4 separate regions of the Homo sapiens genome follow, and regions 2, 3 and 4 are each linked to region 1. A link is a contact called in ENCODE Hi-C or POLR2A ChIA-PET data. All regions are on one chromosome and are shown on one strand. The core of a region is the stretch at or near the end of the contact, and the rest is flanking DNA. Distances in the headings are between cores, read along the strand shown. Region 1 holds the start of LINC03040 (long intergenic non-protein coding RNA 3040). Region 2 holds the start of AARS2 (alanyl-tRNA synthetase 2, mitochondrial). Region 3 has its middle 17 kb from the start of MRPS18A. Region 4 holds the start of NFKBIE (NFKB inhibitor epsilon).

Region 1 (2,619 bases), core at 85-2,584:
TGAGACCAAGAACCCACCAATTCCGGACACAGGAGGATCGCTTGAGCCCAGGAATTCAAGACCAGCCTGGGCAACCCAGCAACACTCCATCTCTACAGAAGTTGTAAAATTAGCTGGGCGTGATGGGGCGCATCTGTAGTCCTAGCTACTTATCCTAGCCTTGGCGAGAGGATCACTTGAGCCCAGGAGGTTAAGGCTGCAGTGAGCCATGATTGCACCACTGCACTCCAGCCGGGGTAACAAAGTCAGACCGTGTCTCTAAAAATAAATAAATAAATAAAAATAAAATAAATTTGACAACCAAGTTTAAATGGTGTTCTCATTATTCCCATTTTACAGATGCAGTCACTGGGGCCCCCAAGAAGTTAAGTGATCTGCCTAAGATCACATGCCTTTGTTTATATGTGTTGGAATTTTTCAATTCTCTCTGGAAATCCACATCCTCCACCCCCAACCCAGACTCCAACACAACTGCTTCCACCACGGCCCACCTGCGTACCCCACACATATCCCTGAAGTGCAGACTTCCTCCCATCCTTCCCCAGGAAGATTCCCTGGTCTGTGGGGTAGCGAGTGTTGGGGTGGTCTCTCCTTCCCTCCCATGCTTCTAGATTCCTCTGTAGGGTCCCGGTTTTGTTTTTGGTGTGGCAGCAAGCTCACTGCCTTTTTGAGTACTGTATGTCAGTGAGTTTGCATGCACACACCTGGAGGAGGGATGTGTGGGCATGAGAGGTATCTGGGCAAGTGGGCTTACTTGCCCACCTGGGGCACATGTGGGTACAGTGCAGTGGAGCATACATTGCCTAGATTGTAACCGTGTGTGTGCCTAGACACAGGCAAATGAGCCCATGTGGGTGTTCATGAAGGGCCTGCCCCCTGCATGTTTGGGGGTCTGTAGAATGAGTCCCCATTTCTCTCCCCTTCCCAAATAACTGCCACCATCTTCAGTTCAGACTCCTGGGCCCCAGGTAAGGGGCTGGTGAAAACCGCCTGTGACTGGGGACAGAGACACCTGAGTCTTAAGCCCCACCCAGGCTGCTAGTGCCCTTGAGCAGGCATCACCCCACCCAGGCAGCGGGAGTGTCCTCACCCAATGGGATAGGGTGACATGGGGGAGGAGGTTTGAAGCGGGGAGAAGGCAGCGAGGCTTTCAGCTCCCTAGATGGGAGGCTCATTACCCTAGCACTCAGTAGGTTGTAGGGAAGGGGGACTGAGCCAGGACTTGGCACTGACTACAAAGGGTAGGGGCAGCCCCCAGCACTCCCGCCGCGGCAGGCCAGGGGAGGGGCTGTGACGTTTGGTGGCCTCATGCAGCTGAGAGGAAGTAGCTAATTGCCAACCTGATGACTGGCGGCTGAGGAGTGGGGTGATGATGCCACTGGCAGAAGCAGGCGCCCTGGCCCAAGGAGGAGGCCCTTCAGCAACGGAGTGGGCCTGCATTCTGCGGAGGGTGAGACTGAGGTGGCTGCAGTCAAAGGAGAAGGGGGCAGGGGTTTGTTGAGGCTGTGACCGTGGGAAAGCGCTTCTCCAGGGCTTCCCTCAGCTTCAAGGAGAAAGAGTTCAGAGGCCCTGAGGGGATGAAGGGACTTGTGAAGGGGCTTCAGGGGGATGGGTTGGGGGGAAGGAGGTTCCTATTCTTACTCCCCTTCTGCCTATGCTCCCCCAATGTTCCTGTCTCTCCCCTCCCCCACCTTGGCCCCCTCTTTGGCCCCTGTGGCCAAAGTTGTTGAGGAAGGAGGGAGTAGATGGAGGGCTCTTTTCACCAGAAGACCCCCAGGCACAAGCAGCCCACCTTACTGATGGTCAGAGCATCCAGAAGAAGTGGCAAGACTTCAGCTGTCCTCAAAGCAGGAAGACAGAGTGTTTCTGGCAGAAAGAACAGCACAAGCAAAGGTTAGGCAGTGGGGTCTGGAGAGGCTGGTGGAGGACTGGGGCTTGGCTTCAATGGTTATGAGAGGAGGTGGGCAGGATGTTCTGTACCAAGGGCCACACTGTCCCTTCCTGGAAGAAACAGTGGGTACCCAGCACCCAGAGCTTCTCCCACATGCTGGCCACCGCCTCTGGCCCCAGTAGACCTGGCCCTCAACTGCCTCAGCAAGCCTCACAGGTTGGGGACCCCACCCTCATTATTCTCAAGTGCATCAACCCCGAAGGACTGAAGCCCCGAGTCCCAATAAACAGGTCCCATCCATCCGTAGGCCAGTCCGCTGGGCCCCTAGCACCCCCTATGGGCAGGAAGCAACACTAATGGAGGAGGAGCCTCCAGCAGCCTGGGGTGGGGTGGGGGTGGGAGAGTGAGACGTGAGGGAGGAGAGAGACTTGCCCTCTAGGAAGCGGACAGACCATGCCTCAGGAAACCCCAGTGTCACAGGTCACAGACACTGACCTTGAAGCGTTACTCTCATGGGTGAAATTTAGCCCCTGTCCTCAGGAAGCTCCCAGTCTGACGGGGGACACATATAGTGCTCTCAGAGCTGCCTTCTTTAGGGTGAAACTCAGTATCTGGGCTTCAGGAAACTCCCAGTGTAAGGGGAGAGACACGACCCTGCCCTTAGGGATCTCTCAAATGAGGCATACCCACTGGACTTTCGGGAACCATCAATCTGTTTCCAGACATGG
Region 2 (2,619 bases), core at 82-2,581, 310 kb after region 1:
GGAAACAGGACAAATTGACTCCCTTCTTGGCTGATCACTGATCCCCAGAGACTCACCTTAAAATATTCACCCCCAAAGGCCCAATTGCCAAGCATTTCAAAGAAGGTATGATGGGAAAGGTCTCGACCCACATCTTCCAGGTCGTTATGGTGTCCTCCAGCTCTCACACATTTCTGGCTGTTGGCCACACGTCGGAAGCCTGCCATCTCGCTTCGTGGATCCACGGTGCCCAGAAAGATTGGCTTGAACTGGAAGCACATAGAGTGGGGAGGGGGAGAGGGATATCCAATTTCTCAGTAGAAGGGAAATGTGGGGAGTGAGGATAGGGATGGCTGTTCAGACCGAAGGCTGACTGTGCCCCTGAGAGTGCAGTGTAATCTTGGTCTATGAGGACAAACTGGGAGCCTCGGGACAGCCATCTCTGGTGTGTGGGGAGCAGAGAAGAGGTAAACAAATCATGAACCGGAGACCCTCTGCCTAGTAAAATAGGCAAGGTAAAAGAAGGAGGAATGTGTTGGGAGCTGGAAATGGGACGCTGAAAGGTGGCATCCTCCGTCTCAGCTTCTTCAACCACACCCAATAACTTCAGGGAACAAAACTGAGACTCATTTAGTAGGGAGCCCAGACGGCCTCTAAGGTTAACTTATGCCGCCCCTATTTTACAGATGAGGACAATGAAGTCTAGAAAAGATGAGTGGTTGATAAAAACCAAAACCTTAGAGAATAGTACTCAGCAAACAATAGGTGATCAATAAACATTTAATGAAAGCGTTATCTTTATTTAAATAACGAATAAATGAAATCAGACTTCTCCCTCGGGATTCCACTCCAGCCATTTCTGGACCTAATACTCAATCCCAATCCAGAAGTTCCCAGCTCAAGCCCTCCCCAAGCCCTCCCTATACTCTGAGCGCCGTACCCCCATCACTTTACCCAACCAAGCACCGCCCTCTTTCCCCAAAAGCTACGAACTCCGCCTCTCGCTTCTTTTGCCCAATCCTGCAGCGTCTTTCTCACCAGAAAACTCACGAACTCCGCTCCCTATCAGTATGGTTCGGCCCTCACCTGGTTCATGCCCGCATTGACAAAAAGCAAACTGGGGTCGCCGCGGGGCCGCACGGAAGCGGAGGGCACCAGCCGGTGGCCATGGCGGTCCCGAAAGAAGTTCAGAAAGGCGGCCCTCACGGCCGAGGCCTTGGCTGCAGGGGGCTCCGATGAGAGCGGCCGATGGCTGAGGCCCCGCCATGCGGGCGACCTTCGAATGGCCCGCCGCAGCCTCCGGGCTGCAGCTGCCACTGACGCTGCCATCGTAGCTCCGGGCAGTGACTTTACGTGGTCAAAGAGTGACGAGGGAAGGAAGCCAGGCGTTTCCTACAGCGGCCCCTGGCGGTAGGAGGACTCAGGGGGCGGCCTCTGCCGCCGGGGTGGAAGCGATCGATTGGGTCGCTGGCAGAGTCTAGCACAGCGCCCGGCACATAGTAGGCTCTTAATTCATTCGGCATTAAGCAAATATTCATTGAGAGCCTACTATGTGCTAGGCATTGTTTTGGGCTTTTAGGGTACAAAATTGACAAAATGCCCTGCCCACTGAAATCCGTATTCTAGCAGTAATTGCTGTTGTGCTTATTAGTTTTGCAAAGTTACAGATGGGGTTGCAATAAACAGGTGTGGATTCAACTTCGTGTGTGTGTGTGTGTGTGTGTGTGTGTGTTTTGTGTGTGTTTTTCCAGGCTGAGGGAAGAAGGCAGAGAGTGACAGGGGAGTATCAGCATTCATTCAAGAGGTATTCAACAAATATTTATTGAAGACCTAGTATGTGCTAGGCACTGTTCTAGGCATTTGCCAGTTTCCTTGGACCTTGGCATCAGACACGGCCATTTTTGCCCGTGAAGCAGGAGTCTATAGGAGAACACAGAAGCCAAACAGCATCTGCTATATTATTAATTGCCTAACATTTGGTCTTCTCATTTGCCTGGGGATCAGAGAGAATCCAGGTCGTCAAGGCAGGAGGAAGCTGTTGGCTAATAGCTGCAGAGATTTCACTCTCTAAGCCTTCTAATGCCCTAAGGTTTTGTGTGTTTTCGTTTAGGATAAGAGATATACCTGTTCTACCTCTCCCTTCTGTCTTTCCATAGTAACAGCTGTGACCCTGAAGCCAACAGGCCCTTGTGGATGCAATCAGGGTGCTCATGGGGCTTCTCATGATGCCCTTGGCTTGGGAAATTAAACAGATTGGGAAGACAGAAGAGAATCTGCCAAAGCTAAAACTCAATAGAGGTTCCAGAGCTGAGGTCAGTGTAATAACCGAGAAGGCCTTAGCCATCAGGGTGGTCTCTTTTAGCCACGATTCTGTGTGTGTTAAGTTATTTGGGGTCTTTGTATACATAGTTTCTCTGCGGAATCTACATTGGACTTGAATTTCTATAGTGATAGTAAATTCTTAACTTTGTGTTCTGACAGCACCTATAACTCCTATTCCATGATCCCCTTTTTCTCCCTTTGCCCACATAGATTAAAGGTGTTGTTTTGAAAGTGTGTTTGGCCTGTTTTGGTTTTTCCAGTGTTTCTGGAACAGAAAGCTAAAGCCAGCTGGGGATTTCTGTGTGATTAATGACTTTT
Region 3 (2,619 bases), core at 45-2,544, 300 kb before region 1:
GAACAACACACTGTTTCTTAGTCGCTCTGTGCCTCAGTTTCCTCATCTGTACAATGGGGATAATAATGGAACTTGCTTGGTAGGGTTGTTGTGAAGATTATATGAGCTAATGCAGAAAGGCATTGAGAAGAGCACCTGGCAAGTAGTAAAATGCTCAATAAATGTGAGCTGTTTTTATTAATTACCCTCTGGCTCTGCTCCAGATCTGGCCCAACTTCCACCCTCTGTCTTATCTCTCCATGTTCACACACCTCACCAAAGCGACTCAACCTGGTAAACATTTACTAGGGGTCCTCTGTGTGAACCATGCTGTGCCAGGCATTGAAGAAGGGATGTGGTGCATTTGGAATCACCTATGAAGCCGGGGACCCAGAGATGCATAAAACAGGTTTTTGCTCTCAAGACCCACAATCCAGGCCGGAAGAGGCAAGCATGGAAACAGACCTGGCAGAAACACTTCAGGGCTGTTTAATACAGAGGATACTGTCACTCTTTCTGCTTTCTAGGGACATGGCATGGTTCCTCTTGGGGAAATGATTCTTTTGTGGGGAAATCACAGCAATGGGCCCTTTGTGCGAAAAAGGCATGGCTTGACTATGTGAAGATGAAGTCAAGACAGTGATAATTTTGCATAAGATTTGAGGAAGCTGGCATCTATCTCTGAGACAACTGGCCAGAGAGGAGTGGAGATGGGGCCCTCGGAAGAGGGCCAGTGGGTGAGGACTACCATCAAATAAATCTCCAGGCAGAATTAAGCCTCATCTTGATTTTTAAAAAGCATTTTTGTTTGTAGTGGTATATTTTCATATTTTAATTTTTTTTTTTTTTGAGATGGAGTCTCACTCTGTTGCCCAGGCTGGAGTGCAGTGGCATGATCTCGGCTCACTCCAACCTCTGCCTCCCGGGTTCAAGCGATTCTCCTGCTTCAGCCTCCTGAGTAGCTGGGATTACAGGCACGCACCACCACGCCCGGCTAATTTTTGTGTTTTTAGTAGAGGCAGGGTTTCACTATGTTGGTCAGGCTGGTCTCGAACTCCTGACCTCGTGATCCGCCCACCTCGGCCTCCCAAAGTGCTGGGATTACAGGCGTGAGCCACCGCACCCGGCCTTTTAAAATTTTAAGAGTGTGAAAGTATATATAATGAAAAGTCTCCCTCCCCTTCTCCCCTCACCAGATTCTTATGTGGTTTCCCAGAGATATTCTAGGTATACGCAGCAAATGTATATCAACATGTTTTCACTTCCCCCACTCCCACACCCTCCCCCTTTCTTTGGTAAATATGCCATTCACAGTATTCTGCACCTAGCTTTGTATTTACTCAGCATTTGCTTAGCACTGTATTTACTTAGTGAGCATACCATGAGCAGCAAGAGCTTCCTCGTTATTTTTTCTGTTTTTTTTTTGTTTAGTTTTGTTTTGTTTTCTTTTTCTTTTTTTGAGATGGATTCTCGCTCTGTCATCCAGGCTGGAGTACAATGGCATGATCTCAGCTCACTGCAAGCTTTTCCGCCTCCCGGGTTCAAGTAATTCTCCTGCCTCAGCCTCTTGAGTAGCTGGGATTACAGGCACACTACCACCACGCCTGGCTAATTTTTGTACTTTTAGTAGAGACGAGGTTTCGCCATGTTGGCCAGATTGGTCTCAAACTCCTGACCGCAGGTGATCTGCCTGCCTCGGCATCCCAAAGTGCTGGGATTACAGGCATGAGCCACTGCACCCGGCCTCTGTTTTTGTTTTTTAATGTGTCAGTATTTTACACTGCTAAATGTACACACTTTATAGAGAAGCACAATCCTATGGTTTTTAAATAATAACAGGGAAATGGTTTAACATACTAGGGTTGGTTTGCCTAAGCCATTGCTCTCCAGCCTGGGTGACAGAGCGAGACCCTGCCTCAGAAAGAAAAGGAAAAAAAAAATGGTTTCACTGTACATAATATATGTGTGAAGTGACCATAAACACTAGAAACATCTAGAAATACTAGAACTATATTTCAGAAGAATGTAGTTTGATATTTATTGAGTATAAAATTTTCTTTTTTTTTTTTTTTGAGACAGTGTCTGAGTGCAGATCTTGGCTTACTGCAACCTCTGCCTCCTGGGCTCAGGCAACCCTTCCGCCCCAGCCTCCTGAGTAGCTGGGACTACAGGCGTGCACTATCACGCCCAGCTAATAGTATAAAAGTTTTGTGCACAGTGTAACAAATACAATTTTTACAAATCTGCTTTGAAAATGTGGTGGTCATTTCTTCGGGTTTCATACTATTTACTTCATCCATTGCATTTTAAATAGCTTTGTGTCTTGTAACAGCTCGGTTCATCTAGTCCTGGAGTCTAGCTCCAGTCAGCCCACTTTTACCTGCTTGGTGAGGACACCAGAGCCTGCTTCCTCTTCCATTACTGTTATTAAGATTCCAGTTGCCAGATGTTCCTCCTCTCCAGTCAGGTCAGCTATGAGCAAAGTGTCATCAAACACGGCAAAGGAAGTTGCAGCTGGGTAAGTTCTAGTATTCAAATAACTTCTCTTCTTAACTTCTGCTAAAATAGTCTCTTTCTAGCAACTTCAGGCAACTGTACATTTTAAAAAGCTGCTTACAAAGCAAATGTGCAGGCATCCAA
Region 4 (2,619 bases), core at 34-2,533, 260 kb after region 1:
ACTGCCCTCTGGCCCACTCCCACCAAACTCCATCTGGGTCTGGAGGAGGAAGGGTTAAGTGAGGGAGTGAGACACGACAGTTAGTGGGACTGGGGGCTCTGGAGGTAGAGGATGTCAGGGACGCTGACTCTAGCCCTCACTTCCCCTTTCTTAGCAGAGGAGGAAGTAAGCTGGGGCAGCCAGCCGCCTGTCTGTCTGCTGGGGCAAGAGTGCCCCAGCCTGGCTCACCCCATCCTCCTGAGGACCAGTCCCAAACCTACACCCTGGTGGCACCCCCCATGCCTAGCTTCCTGGCCCCGACTGGCAACCTGTAACTGGCACCTGTTGTTCCTTGAGACAGAGCATTCTGAGGTCAGGAACTGGGAATCCCAGATATTGAGCAAATAAGGATGTCCCCTTCCCCAGCAAGAAGAAACAAAAAAACTGGACTTGGTCAGGGGAATTTTCTCTTCCTAAGGGTGGATTATTGGTAGATTTCCAAGATGCTGGCTGGGTTAAGGGTCCTGCCAGCTCTGCCCACCCCGAAATGGGAGGACAGAGATGATTCCATGGCCTAGCTGGACCTCAAAAGTGGGCTGAGAGTTAAGTCTGGAGTTTGGAAGAGCGAATGGGGACTTGAAGGATCTTCACGGGGGAGTGGGGGTGCCCGACCTGTTGCGGCTCTTGGGCAGGCCCAGAGTTAGCATCCCGATTCAGCCTAGCCCCCATACTCACGTGTCTCCGTCCTCGGAGATGTAAGTGAGTGCTTCCAGCTGCTGAGGGCTCAGCGCCCCCACGTGGGGGAGTGGCAGGCGTGGGGCCGGGTCCTCAGCCTCGGGGCCCCCCAGCAAGGACAGGGTGTAGGTGAGCGAGGAGGAGCCATAGGTGGAATCAGCCCGCTCCCCATCCGCGTCTTCCTTCTCCTGTGGTTCCTTGACGGGTCCCGGAGGATGGGTGCAGGGCTGGGGGCTGCCGTCCGAGGGCCCGGAGGCTGGAGCCGAGGTGGACTCGGGTAGGGAGCGCAGAGAGCGCAGAGACTCAATGCCAGAGTCGTACTGGCTCTCCTCCGCCTCGTCCGGCCCCTTCCGCGCCTCCGACATGCCCGCGGCTCTGGCCGGCCGGGGCCCGGTCTGAGCAGGATCCGGCTCCAGGCTCCGCCGCGCCGCCTTTCCGGGTTGCGGGTCCGCTTGGCAGAGCGGGCGCCCGGCCCGCGGCGGCCTCCTTCCCGGGCTGTGGGGCTCCGAGGGGCCGGCGCGCAGCGAGGACAAGGTTCGGAGCGCTGGCCAGGTCCACCCAGCGGTTACTGTGGGCAGCCGAACCGCCCAAGCGGGTCCTCCTCCTCGCCCCGCCCCTCCGGACCAACAGGGTCGCCTCACGCGGATGGCCCCGCCCCCTCCCCGCCCCCGGCGGGCGCTTCCGGAAAGAGGCCCCGCCCCTCCGGAATCCCCCTTCCCGGGCTCTGCGTAGGCTTGGAGTCTGTGGTTCCCGGGCCTTGACTCACTCCTTCGTTGATTCATTCACTCATTCATTCATTCATTCATTCACTCTTTCCCCCTTCCTCCTTCACTCCATTCATTAGTTCCACGCATGTACTGTTTCCTTCTTTCACTTCTATTTCTTAATTCATTTGTTTTATTTTTATTTTTTATTTTTTTGAGACGAAGTCTTGCTCTGTTGCCCAGGCTGGAGTGCAGTGGTTGATCTCTGCTCACTGCAACCTCCGCCTCCTGGGTTCAAGCGATTCTCCTGCCTCAGCCTTTCGAGTAGCTGGGACTACAAGTAGAGACGGGGGTCTCGCTACGTTGCCCAGGCTGGTCTCGAACTCCTGGGTTCAAGCGATCTGCCTGCCTCGGACTACCAAAGTGCTGGGATTACAGGCTGTGAGCCACCGGTCCCGGATCATTCATTTGTTTTAAAAGAAATATCTATTAATTGTCCGTACAAGCTGGCATCTTTGGGGGAGGGCATGTAGGCGATGGGATGGGGAAGCACTGCTTCCTATCCCCTGCCCATTTATCTCAATTTCTCTTGCTTTCTCATCTTTCCCTATCAGTGCCCAGGGGTACGGGTAGGGAAAGGGGACTCCCATTATCTTTAAAGGAGCAGTTCTCCTGGGTCCTGGAAGACAGTCTCCTGTGTCAACGTCCCACATCACATGGAATTGGGCATGAAAATGTTTTTTTGGAAAGAGCGTCTTCTCAGGGAAACTGTTGTCTAAAAAGTAAAGTGGTTGTGGAGTTTCTTCTTCCTCAAAGGGTGAAACCCTGGCCTTGGGTAGTTACAGTTTCTGGTCAACCCCAGCAGTCAAGGAAGTGGGGTCAGGTTGGGGAGGCCCCAGACATGCTGGGTTGCACTCTGCTCAGGTCCCCAACACAGCCCCAATCTTAGTCCCAAAACATCTTTCCTCTTTCACTGTCCCTGGGCCTAGGAAGGCCGTGGGAGCACCCTACTACAAGTGAGCCCTAAGCCCATGCTCCATGATTTATTCCCTCATTCCTCCCCACTATTCCAAGTGCTATCAGCCTAACGCCAGCAATGCCCTTAGAGGGTTATCCGCAAGGGAACATGTAGCTTTTCCATCTCCAGCATTGGAGAAAGGAAGGTGGATGAGTGTAGACAGCAACGTTTTGCAGGGGGGAG

Evidence for each region. A loop is a pair of places that touch in the nucleus more often than their neighbours do. ChIA-PET counts read pairs that join two places held with the same protein, here RNA polymerase II (POLR2A). Pooled maps may share reads with other maps.
Region 2: a loop to region 1 is called in a pooled map, with 6 times the contacts of the local background. The contact joins the promoter of AARS2 here to the promoter of LINC03040 in region 1. A Hi-C loop is called at or near these places in 5 of 50 pooled maps. POLR2A ChIA-PET finds 5 or more read pairs at or near these places in 2 of 52 experiments (B cell and Panc1).
Region 3: a loop to region 1 is called in a pooled map, with 2.3 times the contacts of the local background. The contact joins the enhancer-like site here to the promoter of LINC03040 in region 1. A Hi-C loop is called at or near these places in 2 of 37 single-sample maps with no recorded cell type and 2 of 50 pooled maps. POLR2A ChIA-PET finds 5 or more read pairs at or near these places in 4 of 52 experiments (BJ, H1, activated B cell and 1 more).
Region 4: a pooled map shows a loop between it and region 1 (3-fold over the local background). The contact joins the promoter of NFKBIE here to the promoter of LINC03040 in region 1. A Hi-C loop is called at or near these places in 2 of 37 single-sample maps with no recorded cell type and 3 of 50 pooled maps. POLR2A ChIA-PET finds 5 or more read pairs at or near these places in 1 of 52 experiments (PC-9).

Annotation. Positions count from the first base shown.
Region 1 is chr6:43,999,251-44,001,869 of GRCh38, forward strand. LINC03040 (long intergenic non-protein coding RNA 3040) reads left to right here and starts at 1,335. Exons shown (of 3, transcript NR_160956.1): 1 at 1,335-1,450. It overlaps SCIRT (stem cell inhibitory RNA transcript), which reads right to left. Exons shown (of 5, transcript NR_125864.1): 2 at 1,793-1,866; 3 at 1,341-1,465; 4 at 1-258. It overlaps LOC124901321 (a long non-coding RNA gene), which reads left to right. Exons shown (of 2, transcript XR_007059591.1): 2 at 1-304. RefSeq lists an enhancer at 1,442-1,591.
Region 2 is chr6:44,312,016-44,314,634 of GRCh38, forward strand. AARS2 (alanyl-tRNA synthetase 2, mitochondrial) reads right to left here and starts at 1,332. Exons shown (of 22, transcript NM_020745.4): 1 at 1,066-1,332; 2 at 57-248. The coding sequence starts at 1,308. It overlaps LOC124901322 (a long non-coding RNA gene), which reads left to right. Exons shown (of 3, transcript XR_007059594.1): 3 at 2,136-2,532. RefSeq lists an enhancer at 1,077-1,636.
Region 3 is chr6:43,703,682-43,706,300 of GRCh38, forward strand. It overlaps the pseudogene EXOSC8P1. Among named protein-coding and RNA genes, the nearest start is that of MRPS18A, 17 kb to the left of the region's middle. RefSeq lists an enhancer at 1-208. Within about 2 kb of position 1,295, at least 8 of the 41 ENCODE cell types and tissues checked have a DNase peak (open chromatin) inside an H3K27ac peak, as active enhancers do.
Region 4 is chr6:44,264,268-44,266,886 of GRCh38, forward strand. It overlaps NFKBIE (NFKB inhibitor epsilon), which reads right to left and starts at 1,284. Exons shown (of 6, transcript NM_004556.3): 1 at 715-1,284. The coding sequence starts at 1,079. RefSeq lists enhancers at 1-18, 411-910 and a silencer at 829-1,498.